3 separate regions of the Homo sapiens genome follow, and regions 1 and 2 are each linked to region 3. A link is an interaction called in ENCODE POLR2A ChIA-PET data of the cell type or tissue named here. Cell type or tissue: IMR-90. All regions are shown on one strand.

Region 1 (4,000 bases), 360 kb after region 3:
TGCGGTGCTTCCTCGCCCCCCAGGGCCTGGCGCGGCTGGGGCCCTGCCCCTCTCCGACTCCGTCTCCCACCCTCTGTCTCGGTCATCTCTGGCTGCATGAAAAGCCACCCCGGCACTCAGTGGCTCGGAACAACAATCGCGTCTTTTGCTCACAAATCTACCATTTGGGCAGGGCTGGGTGGGCACAGCTCGTCTGCTGCCCGAGGCACCTGCTGGGGCTGGCGTCTCCGAGTGAGCTTCCACCCAACATGGTGATTGAGTTCCAACATCGAGGGTCCCGAAAGACGAGACCCAGACGCCGCCGGCCTCTCGAGGGCTGGGCTGGGAGCCGAAGTGGCGTGGCTTCCCGCACATCCTTCCGGCCAAGCAGTCACGGAGCCAAAATCCAAGACGGGGCCTGGGTCTCCCTGCCCGCACGGAGGTGTGTCACAGATCCGGGGGCCATGTTTTAAAACCATCACCGTTGCCCTCTGGCCACAAATTATTTGTATTCCACCCAGATGCAGGGCACACTCACCCCTCCAAAAGTCTCCCCAAAAGTCTCACCGTGTCTCAGCGTCAGGCTCAGGCCCGGGGCCCTGACATTTAGATAGGGCCAGGTGTGGCTGAGGCCATCGAGTCATTCCTCCGGTGAAGTATGCCCGTGCGTCGGGGTGCAGGGCACGGGGTGTAGGACAAATGCTACCAATGCCCCTGTCGGGAACTGGGAGGAGGGTGGCACATGTCCGTCACTGCCACAGGCGGTTCCGAAGCCCGGGCCCTGCCCCGTACAGTGACTGTGCTGTTAGCCCGGCCACCTGGGGCCTGGCTCTGCACTGGCGTGTCCTCTCCTCGAGGCGGCTGAGTCTGCCGTTCGGGGACCTCCCTCGCTCCCCTGCCTGGTGTCCTCTCCTCGAGGCGGCCGAGTCTGCCGTTCAGGGACCTCCCTCGCTCCCCTGCCTGGTGAAGGTCATGGGGTCCCGGGCCTCTTCACCCTCTGTGTTGTCTCCGCCTCCTTCCATCTCATCTCATGGTGCATCCACCAGAGCAAGGCCCCTTCGACCTTCATGGACAGACCCTTCTCCACTCTGCCAGCCGTGGCTGCTGTGTGGCCGAGCTCTTCCGATTCTGGAGGCCGATGTCCAGATGCAGCAACAGGGTCTTCCTGGGGCCAGACACGCAGTCTTGCAGCCACACCTTGGACCAGCTCCTCACTCTGAGGCCAGGGCTTCCTCCGAGCATCTTTCTCAGCGAGAGAGACTGGAAACGCGTGGCAGTTTTCTTTCCAGCCTGGCATATCCACACTCTCGCATATGGCTCCTAAGTTCTGCTTGAAAACCAAACAGGTCTTCCTGCAGCATCGCCTGGGACCAACCACACAGGCCACAGCCGCTTTCCATGTCCTGCCCGGGCCGTCCTCGCCATCGCGCACAGGTTTCCTGGCTCCTCATCGTGCCTCGGGTCCTGTGCCGAGAGCTTCCCCGGCGGTGCCAGAGGTGCAGCCACTGCGTCCCGCAGCTGTGCGCAGCCCCTGCCTCCGCTCACCCACGTTCGTCTGCACCATCTACGCCCGTGTCACAAACAGCCCCCAAGCTCGTGGCTGAAAACAGGACTGACGACGGACCAAGTTTCCACAGGTCGGCTGAGCGGACTGTCTTCTGGCCTCACCTGGGCTCATTCTGGCAGCTGCCACCCACCAGCAGGTCAGCAGGGGCAGGGCTGCACACCCCCCACCTCCAGGCAGTCTTTCATCCTCAAGGCCCCAGGTCAGGCGTCTTCAGGAAGCCGTGCATACACCTGCTCCGTGAGCCTCTGCTTGCCTCCGATTTGCTGGCGCTCCACTGACCGAAGTAGGTCACAGGGCCATGAGGTCAAGCCCAAGGTGGACAGAGATGGGGGAACTGAGCTGCAGTCCACAGCCTGCCTTGGCCACGTGCTGGCTCCCTCCTCCCGAAACCCTCCCCAAGTGTTACGGGGTCTCCCCTAGACACCTGGTCAGATGGCAACCCCCGCCCCACCTGATTTATAGCACATGGAAGCCCCCCGTGTCGTCTGCTGTCCACTCACTGCTGTTGGCCACCACCTCCGCCTGGCACAGTCCATCACACACAGTGACGACTTGTGTGTGTTCACTGCCTAATCTCAGTACCTGGGTTGGGAGCTCAAGACATATTTATGGATGGAAAGAAGGAAGGGAGGCCGGGTGCAGTGGTTCACGCCTATAATCCCAGCACTTTGGGAGGTGAGCGGATCACCTAAGGTCAGTAGTTCAAGACCAGCCTGGCCAACATGGTGAAACCCTGTCTCTACTAAAGATACAAAAATTAGCCGGGCATGGTGGCAGGTGCCTGTAATCCCAGCTACTTGGGAGGCTGAGGCAGGTAGAATTACTTAAACCCGGGAGGTGGAGGTTGCAATGAGCGGAGATTGCACCATTGCACTCCATTGCACTCCAGCCTGGGGGACAGAGTGAGACTCCTGTCTCAAAAAAAAAAAAGAGAGAAGAAGGAAGGGAGGGAAGAGGGGAAGAGGAGGAGGGAAGGAAGGAAGGAAAGGAGGGAGAGGAGAGAGGAAGGAAGGGAGTCCTATCTGTGATGTACATGACCCCCACTATCAGAGATTAAGAAATGTCCAGATAAGATTTCCTGTCTGCACTGGTATCACCTTGCCCCGCCGGATAAATGGGACAGACAGGCAGTTGCGTGAAAAGGTCACTCCCGGCTGATATCCAAGGACAGTCTCCAGGCAAGAGCCTGGCCATTGGCTCTTGGAGGGCAAAGCTTGTGAGACCCACAGGAGAGGGGCTTATCCAGCGTGCTCCCAGGCCAAGCCCGCTTTCTGCTGTCCCCGGATGTCTGATAGATCAGATGGGTCCCGGCTGAGGGTGGGACTGCCTGAGCCCCGTCTCCAAAGCCAGAGCCAGCCCCAGTGACAACAGGGCCACAGCAGCAGCAGCCCCTGCCCAGGGTGGCCCAGGCAGCATCCCAGAGCCAGCCAGACCACCCCCCATGGCGAGTGGCCTCCCGATTCCTAACTTAATTTATTTTGACATCTCCGCTGCCGCCTGACCTCCTTATGGAGTCATGTGGTATTTAAAACTCATTATCCCCCCCATTGAAACAGGAAGTTAATTAAACCCTTCACAGAGCCAGCTTTGACAAATGTCAGAATGGGCCCCTGGCACGGCTGCCCGGCGGCGCCAAGGCCTGGGGATGACTGGCAGTGGGGGAAGTGAGGCCCTGCCCGGGCGGGGACCACGGGAGAGGTCCTGGGGTCCCTTCCCCTCACTCAGCCACCCCTGTGCGTTTCAGAGCATGCGCGTCCCCGAGAGAGTCCTGCCCTGCGCTTCCCTGCTTTGCTGCTTCAGGCGAGTGACTTCCCCTCTCTGAACCTCTGTTTACAAATCTGGCAAATGGGAATTCTGACAGCTCCTTCTGCAGAGAGCTGCTGTGAGCAGAGTGTGCCGACATATGCAAATGTGCAGCCTGGCTCGGAAGGGCCCTCCGCAGTGTCTGCTGTGGCTGCTGCTGTAGGAGGGCAGCGCTGACTGCGGAAGAGGAGACAGCTGGGCCTGCCCTGCACTCTGGGACAGAGAGACCTGAGCCTGCCTGGGGCACTCAGTGGATTCCCTCAGGAGGGGTGGGCAGACCAGGCCAGGCAACGGAGGGAAGGGTGCACCCAGCAGCCCAATAGCTTGTGCCAAGGGGGACCGCTGGACCCACATACAGGGAGGCTCCAGGATGAAGGAAGGGCAGAGCCTGAGGCTACGACACATGGCTCTTAGGAGGCCCCGCTGGCTTCACCCTTCCATCAGGGACCAGCCAGGGTGGGGGAGAGTGGGCAAGATGAGGCTGATGAAGGTTTGGAGCAGGGTGGGAGGGGCCTCTCAGAGCCATAAGGAAGTGAAGTCACAGATCCTGGTGACAGGCCAGCTGTGGGGAGTGGTGGGAAGCAGACAGAGGAGTTGGGTGCAGCCTGGTTCCGAGGCCCTCACGTGGCCTGACCTCCAGGTGCACCAGCC
Region 2 (4,000 bases), 120 kb after region 3:
GACCCTCGACCCTCCCCCAAATGCCACCAGGGTTCCCATTCCACCGTGACCTGGCAGGAGATGTCAGACCGCAGCTGAGGGCCCTGCTGGTTTCCTACGAGGAGGCTGCAGATGGGAATGAGGACCTCACGGTCAAGGGCATGGGCACCGCCCACCTGGCAGATGACACATTTGTGAGTGGGTCCCCAGAGGTCTGCCCTGGCACCCGACAACCCCAGGAGGCAGGAACAGGTTAGAGCCAACTGTGGAGCTCATCAGAGAGGTGACTTTCAGTACCAAAAGGGTGTTTTCCAAGGGAAATCCTGCCACACAGGGCAAATGAGAGCAGGTCAGGGCTCACCAGTCACTGCAGAATCCGCCGGCCCACATGTCCCTGGTCTTCAGGGGTGGGAGCAGCCAGCGGGAAGGAATCCACCTGCCCCCATGGCCTGTGGATCTGAGGACTCTGCTCCCACCTCCTGTGCCAACCATTGTTTGATGAAGGTGCCCTTGCTCCCAGCCCGCTCTCCTCTGACATTCTTTGGTGAACATCCCATCTCCTTTTCTCCAGAACCAGCCGGCTCGGACCACCCACATATTTTACAGTTACTGGGCTTCTATGTTCCACAGAGGGTGCTTGGCTGTGGGGACTGGGGAGGGGACAGAGCCTCAGGCCAGGTGCAGGGAGGACAGTGCTGGCCATAGGGCTGGGGCAGCCTCAGGTCACACCACCATTCCAGCACTCTCTGTGTGGCTCCAGGGACTCAGCGTCCCCACCTGGGAGTCAGGATGGGGGCTCAGGCAGAGGCGCTGGTTTGTTGTCCCACAGATCAAGCCTCTCTGAGTCCTCGGCTGTCTTGGTGGAGACTCCAAAGGTGAGGCCGGACTGCATGTCCCATGACCCTTCTCTACCAGGCAGGGCCGAGGACCCCGCAGCAAGGGCCCTTCATGCCGGGCTCACCACCCTGTTCCCTCCATGACCTCGCCAAATGCCTCCCGCTCCCACCCCCGGCTTTGGGACGGTCAAACAGGCGAGGGCTGGGGGTCGTGCCCCGGGGGGAGGATGACAGGTGACGGGAGGAGTGCCCGGCACGGCCGAAGAGAACACGGCAGTGGGGTGTGTGTCAGCAGCAGTGGCACCACCAAACCCCGGCAGGCTTCACGCAGAAGGCGGCATTTGGGGAGAAGTTAAAGGCTGAGCAGGAGCCAGCGGGTGAAGTGGGAAACGGAGAAAGGGCTAGCCTGTGCCCAGCTCTCCCTGTCAGCCCAAGACGAGGGACATCTTTTGTGTCTGGGCACTGCCTGGGTTGCTTGGACAGAAGCCTCAGAGCTGGAAGGAGCTGAGAAACCACACGCTCCAATGCTCACGCCCCATAGGGGACCGAGGAACCGCAGAAGGGACCGCACCTGCCCCGTGGCCAGCAACAGAAGGCCGGCAGGGAGCGAATGCACTCCAGCCCCTACGGTCTCTCCGCTCTCCCAGCTGAGCTGTCTTCCCCGGAGGCCGGTCTGCAACCAGAGAAGGCGCCACGCCATCGGCCCTCACCCTGCTCCGCCTAAGCTGCTGCTTTTCCTCTGCAAATGCCCTGGGCTGGACGTCAAACCACAGTCAGGTAGGGGCGGCCCAGACCAGGGACCAGCAGCTGGTTCCCTCTGCCTGGTCTCACTTCTAAAGCCACTGGAAGAGGAAACACATAAAATGTGACTTTGCAGAGGAATTCCAATAAACAAGATGTGTTTCCAAGTCTTCTGAGGCTGCTGAGACTGAGTAGCTGCATGTGAGCAGCCACAGCTCCTCTGTTGTCCTCCTGCAAAGGGGTCCCCGCCCTCCCACTCAGGTCGCGTTCCTCCGGCCGCCCCCGGCTGCTCCCGCCACAGGAGACTGGACGGTGGGCTCTGGCCCTGGGGACCTCCGGCCCTGCCTGCAGCAGGCCCCACTGTGTGTGGGCGAGAGGGCCGGGCCAGCTGACTCCCGTCTTTCTTTGGGACCACGTCATCAAGCGGGCTGGAGCCAGAGGCTGGGCCCCTCTGTGCCCCGGGGATCCTCACCCCGCAGGTCCCCAGTGCTGTCCTTGTCACCACTGAGCGACAGTTTCTCCCCACCCCGTGCTTCAGTTTACCTGTCCGGACCAGGGGTGGCAACCTCTTTTCCAGAACGGGGCAGAAGGTGAATGCAGTTCACTGTAGTTCTCTGCATTGTGTCTTCTTTTTAAAGAAAATAACCCTTTACAAATGAAGGGTTGGCCGGGTGCAGTGGCTCACGCCTGTAATCCCAGCACTTTAAAAAGGTCAAGGCAGGTGGATCACCTGAGGTCAGGAGTTCGAGACCAGCCTGGCCAACATGGTGAAACCCCATCTCTACTACAAATACAAAAATTAGCCGGGCGTGGTGGTAGGCACCTGTAATCCCAGCTACTTGGGAGGCTAAGGCAGGAGAATCATTTGAACCTGGGAGGTGGAGGTTGCAGTGAGCCGAGATTGTGCCACTGCACTCCAGCCTGAGTGAGAGAGTGAGACTCTGCCTCATAAATAAATTAAAAAAAAAAAATGAAAACAAAGGGTTAAAACACCACTCTCAATGTGGAGGCTGGGCACAGACAGCTGTGGCTGCCGGCAGTCCTGCAGCCCTGGAGTGGACTGTGGGGTGAGGCCGCACCTGCCCAGGGGTCTCCGGGTGTCCCTGCAACTCCATCTTGAGCAGGTCCTTACATGCCAGTGCCTGGCATTGCTCGTGTTGGCCTGTGGTTTACAGATGAGGAAACTGAGGCTGGGAAGGACCAGAAGTTCCCTAAGGCGCCGGCTGCTGGCAGGGGTGGGGGAGCTCTGAACCCTATCATTTGTGTGCTCAACTGTGATTCGATAACCCACAGGTGGTGGGGGCCGTGGTGTCTCTTGATGGCCTGGGGCTCCCATGCGGGCCCACCCTGCTGGGTCCAGGGTGTCCTCCTGTTCCTCCTCCCTTTTTGCCTGGAGGAGACTCCTCCACTAACTCGGAGGTTCTAGTGACTTCCTGCCGTGCTCCCCCCAGGAGTAGCCATGTTTCCACAGCCACCCCACGGGCAGTGGCCAGAGTGGCTGGAATGCCAGGTTCAGCGTCTGTGGTGTGAGGCATGGACACGGCACCTGCGAATCCACGTTGGCTGTCATCACTATTAACCAGTTATAACAAGGATCACACACCTTGTTCCCCACACCAGTCATGTGGTGGCTGCACTGTGAGGCAGACACCAACCGTGCATTTTCCACATACAGAAGTGGCTGAACACAGCCCAGGAGCTTGCCCAAAGCTGCAGGAGGCCGCTTTGGCTCGGGCTCAGGACCGGGGGCTGCTTAGAGTGAGGCTCTGGCTGTCCTGCCTGCCTGTGGGTCCTAAAGTCCTCTCCTTGCCATTCCAGGTGCCCCCGTGGATAAGCTGCACCCACCTGTCCCCAGGAGCACAGCCAGCACCTCTCAGGTGCGCCCCTGAGGTGTCTGCGGCACCTGTCTCTTATCCATCATCATTCTCCCAGGCAGACCCAGGGCGGGGCAGGTGCTGGCTCTGGCACCGCAGGAAGCACATCTGGTCCAGGGCATCTCAGAACCTGAGGCTCTGGGGTGTAGAATGGACTTTGAGTTTCTGGAAGAGACCTTAGGAAACGTTGTGTCTGCATTTCCAGGTGGCCGGATGGTGGTGGGGGCGCCTCACTCCTCACCGTGTGCTGCATCCTCAGCCTCTGCCTGCATCTCTCGAGTCTGCTCTGGGTCAGCACTGGGGGTGAGGAGGTGATGAGGGGCAGCGGCAGGGGCCGGGGGTCAAGAGCACCAGAAGGGAGGCCAGGTCAGGTCCCTGCAGCCCAGGTGAGATGAGGGCCTCGTGGTGGCCTTGAGGGCTGGAGGTGAGGGAAGGGCCCTGAGCCGGGTGCCGCAGCCGATGCCCTGTCCTTTGCCGTGACAGTCTCTGTGCAGTGCAGGCAGCCCCCACCGAATCCAGGTACAGTGCTCAGTCACAACCGTAGGGAGAGTGGTCAAATCGGAGCGGGGG
Region 3 (4,000 bases):
GAGAAAAAGATAAGAATTAGCATATGTAAAAGAAACTTCAGGATCCCTTATCCATTAAAGGCTACACCCAGAATATGTAACTTCCACGCTAGTAGAGGTGAAAGCTACAATTAGAAAAATACATGGTCTGTCCAAAAGAAGACAGGAAAGGACGGGGGCCTGGCCTTGGGGGTGTCCACTTGGCAGTGCCTCTGGCCCTCCTCGGGGTCAACAGGAAAGCTGACTGAAATGTACAAATGTGCTGAGAGTCTCAGGGGAGTGCAGCCCTCCTAGTCAAGGGTCTGGGCAAAGAGAGTGTCTGGGCATTGGGGCAGCCCCGGAGTCACTTTTCTCCTGGGCTGGTGGCTGCCCTGACAAGTGCTGCCTGGGGGGTGTGTGGGGCCTTGGCCAGCCTCGCAGCCGGAGGGATGGGCACTGGGACCTGGGGCTGCCAAGGACGAGGGCCCCAGTGTTCCCCTTCCCATTGGGCCGAATCCTGGGAGGGCTGCACCCTGAGTCTCCCGGGGCTGCCACTCAGCCTCACATCGTCCCAGTCATGATCCTGGACTGACGTGGTCTTGCACGGCTGGTGTCCCCAGCTGCCAGGCAGAAGTAAACACTAATCCTTCTGGGAGGAAGATAATGCTAAATTATGTCTGTGAGCAATTTTGCAAATATGGTATCCAGCACACAGAAACAATCAGGCAAAGGAGAGAAAACAATGTAAATAAAAACCTATGGAAATAACAGAGAATAGAAACAGCCCCACAGCGATGAACTGGACACTTTTAAAAAGTACCAAACTGGCCGGGCGCGGTGGCTCACGCCTGTAATCCCAGCACTTTGGGAGGCTGAGGCGGGCGGATCACGAAGTCAGGAGATCAAGACCATCCTGGCTAACACGGGGAAACCCCATCTCTACTAAAAATACAAAAAAATTAGCCGGGTGTGGTGGCGGGTGCCTGTAGTCCCAGCTACTCGGGAGGCTGAGGCAGGAGAATGGCGTGAACCCGGGAGGCGGAGGTTGCAGTGAGCCAAGATGGCGCCACCGTACTCCAGCCTGGGCGACAGAGGGAGACTCCGTCTCAAAAAAAAAAAAAAAAAAAAAGTACCAAACAGTAGCTCTACCACTAGAAAATAGAATTATCAAAATTAAGAATTCAGTATGTAGGTATAATAGCAGATGAGACACATCTGAGGAGGGAGGAGGTGAACTGGAAAACAGGGAGGAAGAGATCCCAAATGATGTGTGTTGCACCAGACACCGAAGGAGGAAAGGACTCCATTCCTTCACAAGCTCTTCCAGGAAGCAGAAAGAGGTGGACATCCGCCAACTCATGTTTTGAGGCTAGCATTTCTTTGGCATCAAAATCTGAAGACATCAGCAGAGAGAAAAAAATTACAGCCCAATCTTATGCTTACACATTCACATACTTTTTTTTTTTTTTTTTTTTTTTTTTGAGACGGAGTCTTGCTCTGTTGCCCAAGCTGGAGTGCAGTGGTGCAATCTCAGCTCACTGCAGCCTCTGCCTCCCAGGCTCAAGCGATTCTCCTGCCTCAGCCTCCTACTCAGATAAATTCTAAGCAAAATTTTAGCAAACCAAATCTAGCAGTGAACAATCTCATTTGGTAACTAACTGTGGCTGGATTCAATCAGGTGTCATATCTTGTATTCTGTACCCTTGTTAAGCTCTCTAATTAATCATAACAGTTTCCAACAATATAACAATCTCAGTCCTTTAGATTTTCAACATGACACGTGTTTGGGCTGTGACTGCAGCTTGGCTTGACCTTAGAATATCACTCAATGTGACTCAACACACTGACAGATTAAAGGAGGAGAAATTCATGTGATCCTCACGGCCAAGGCAGACACAGCTTTTGAGAAAATTCAGCATCCAAGAAAAATGCTTAAAAAAAAAAAAAAAAAAAAAGGGCCAGGCATGGTGGCTCACGCCTGTCATCCCAGCACTTTGGAAGTCAGGAGTTCAAGACCAGCCTGGCCAACACGGTGAAACCCCGTCTCTACTAAAAATACAAAAAAACAGCCTTGCGTGGTGGTGGGCACCTGTAATTCCAGCTACTGGGGAGGCTGAGGCAGGAGAATCGCTTGAACCCGGGAGGTAGAGGTTGTGGTGAGCTGAGATTGCGCCATTGCACTCCAGCCTGGGTGACAGGGCGAGACTCTGTCTCTCTTTTTTTTTTTTTTTTTAGATGGAGTCTCGCTCTTTCAGCCAGGCTGGACTGCATTGGCACTATCTCGGCTCACTGCAACCTCTACCTCCCAGGTTCAAGTGATTCTCCTGCCTCAGCCTCCCCAGTAGCTGGAATTACAGGCGCCCACCACCACGCAAGGCTGTTTTTTTCTATTTTTAGTAGAGACGGGGTTTCACCGTGTTAGCCAAGATGATCTCGATCTCTTGACCTCGTGATCTGCCCACCTCGGCCTCCCAAAGTGCTGGGATTACAGGCGTGAGCCACTGTGCCCGGCCAACTCTTAAAAAATAAAAAAAAGCATTCTAGAAAATAAAAGGAATTCCCTTGACTTGATCAAGAGTTTCCACAGAAGCCTTGCAGCCACAGCGCGCGTCCCCATGGTCAGGAGCAGGACTGGGTGCCATTCTCACAGCTTCTGTCCAGCTGTGTGGAGGTCTCGGGAACAGAGAAAGAAAACAAGCCAGAGGTACACTGTGGAAACGAAGAGACAAAACAAAACCCACTGTTCGCAGGTGATGTCACTGTGTTCTGGAAAACTCCAAACAATTTCCAAAGATAACCTAAAATATTTCCCAGGGAAAAATATCGGAAATATTAAGAGATGTCAGCACGTTTTTGGGGATCAAAGTCAGTATACAAGGTGTCATTGCGTTTCTGTCATCAGCAGTCATGCGAAAAGGAAACTTTAAAAAGCCACCGTTCAAAAAGCTTTAAGATATAGAAATGTCAAGAAATAACTCCAATTAAAGATGCAAAAAGATGTTTATGGGAAAAAAATCATAAAACTTTCCTGAAAGAGGTTAAAGAAGACCTAAATTAAGGGAGCCCCATCCCGCATCCGTGGATTGCAGAGCACACTGTGCTGACCCCTGTTCTGCCGTCTCCCCTGTGGCTGGCTGCCCTGGCCCCTTCTTCAGCCGGGCCAGGAGCCCAGACCCGCGCTCCCCTCTGCGTGGACACACCCTCAACCCCTTCGCACCTCCGAGGACTCACCTCGTAGGACTCACCTAGACAAAGCCCCAAGCAGAGATACATGAACCTTCGCCTGCCCTGTACCTGAGAGCAGGAGAAGCAGCGCACACCTGGTTGCATTTTTGCTGTGAAACCACAGGCTTCCAGGCAGCCTCTTCATACTGCCCGGCAGCCCCACTTCCCTTCCCTTTGCCTTGAACCTGTACACCGCCTCCCCACCTCCACTCCACTACTGGGGATGCCTCCCTGTTCATCAGCCAAAGCAATCAAAAGAAACCCCACAGGCACCCCAGCCACACCCACTCACCCACCTGCCCTGCACTCGCCTCCCTTTGGTCCCCCACATGGGTGGGTGCCCGCCTGGCTCCCCCAGCAGCCGGGCCCCACCCGCCCCACGCTCGCCTCCCTCTGCTCCCCCACATGGGCGGGTGCCCGCCTGGCTCCCCCAGCAGCCAGTCCCCACCCACCCCACACTCACCCGCCTCTGCTCTCCCACATAGGCGGGTGCCTGCCTGGCTCCCCCAGCAGCCGGGCTGTGGGAAGATGGGTGAGAGTCAGCTCTCTGAGTGCTTGGCGGCAGGCGGTCAGCTCAGCTGGTGGGAACAGCAGGACGGTGTGGACGTCAGCCTGGCACGGGGCAGGGGTGCCCCTCAGCAGAATGGCATGGGGGCTGTGGCAAGCTCCCCTCCATCTCTGGTCCCTGGAGTCAGACTAGACCTTCGCCGCATCCGGCTCGAAGGCTCGGATGGATGATGGATTGCCCGGCCCATCTTCCCCGGGGGGTTGGATCTGAGACCATCAGCATCCAGCAGCCGTGAGTGTGATGGATGAA

What was found. ChIA-PET counts read pairs that join two places held together with the same protein. Peaks named below come from ENCODE experiments on the same cell type or tissue, not always from the same donor. Only the 100,000 strongest peaks of a DNase experiment are listed, where the experiment ranks them.
Region 1: POLR2A ChIA-PET joins it to region 3 with 5 read pairs; 3 of 35 experiments call an interaction of 5 or more read pairs at or near these places.
Region 2: POLR2A ChIA-PET joins it to region 3 with 8 read pairs; 2 of 35 experiments call an interaction of 5 or more read pairs at or near these places.

Annotation. Positions count from the first base shown.
Region 1 is chr16:88,445,479-88,449,478 of GRCh38, forward strand. No RefSeq gene overlaps it. Among named protein-coding and RNA genes, the nearest start is that of ZFPM1, 5.8 kb to the right of the region's middle. RefSeq lists a silencer at 2,019-2,255. In IMR-90, no CTCF peak of the experiment used is centred here; no DNase peak of the experiment used is centred here.
Region 2 is chr16:88,199,051-88,203,050 of GRCh38, forward strand. It overlaps a transcript of ZNF469 not described here. Among named protein-coding and RNA genes, the nearest start is that of LINC02182, 6.8 kb to the left of the region's middle. In IMR-90, no CTCF peak of the experiment used is centred here; no DNase peak of the experiment used is centred here; H3K27ac peaks cover 320 bases.
Region 3 is chr16:88,083,365-88,087,364 of GRCh38, forward strand. No RefSeq gene overlaps it. Among named protein-coding and RNA genes, the nearest start is that of LINC02182, 110 kb to the right of the region's middle. In IMR-90, no CTCF peak of the experiment used is centred here; DNase peaks (open chromatin) are centred at 1,327 and 1,797.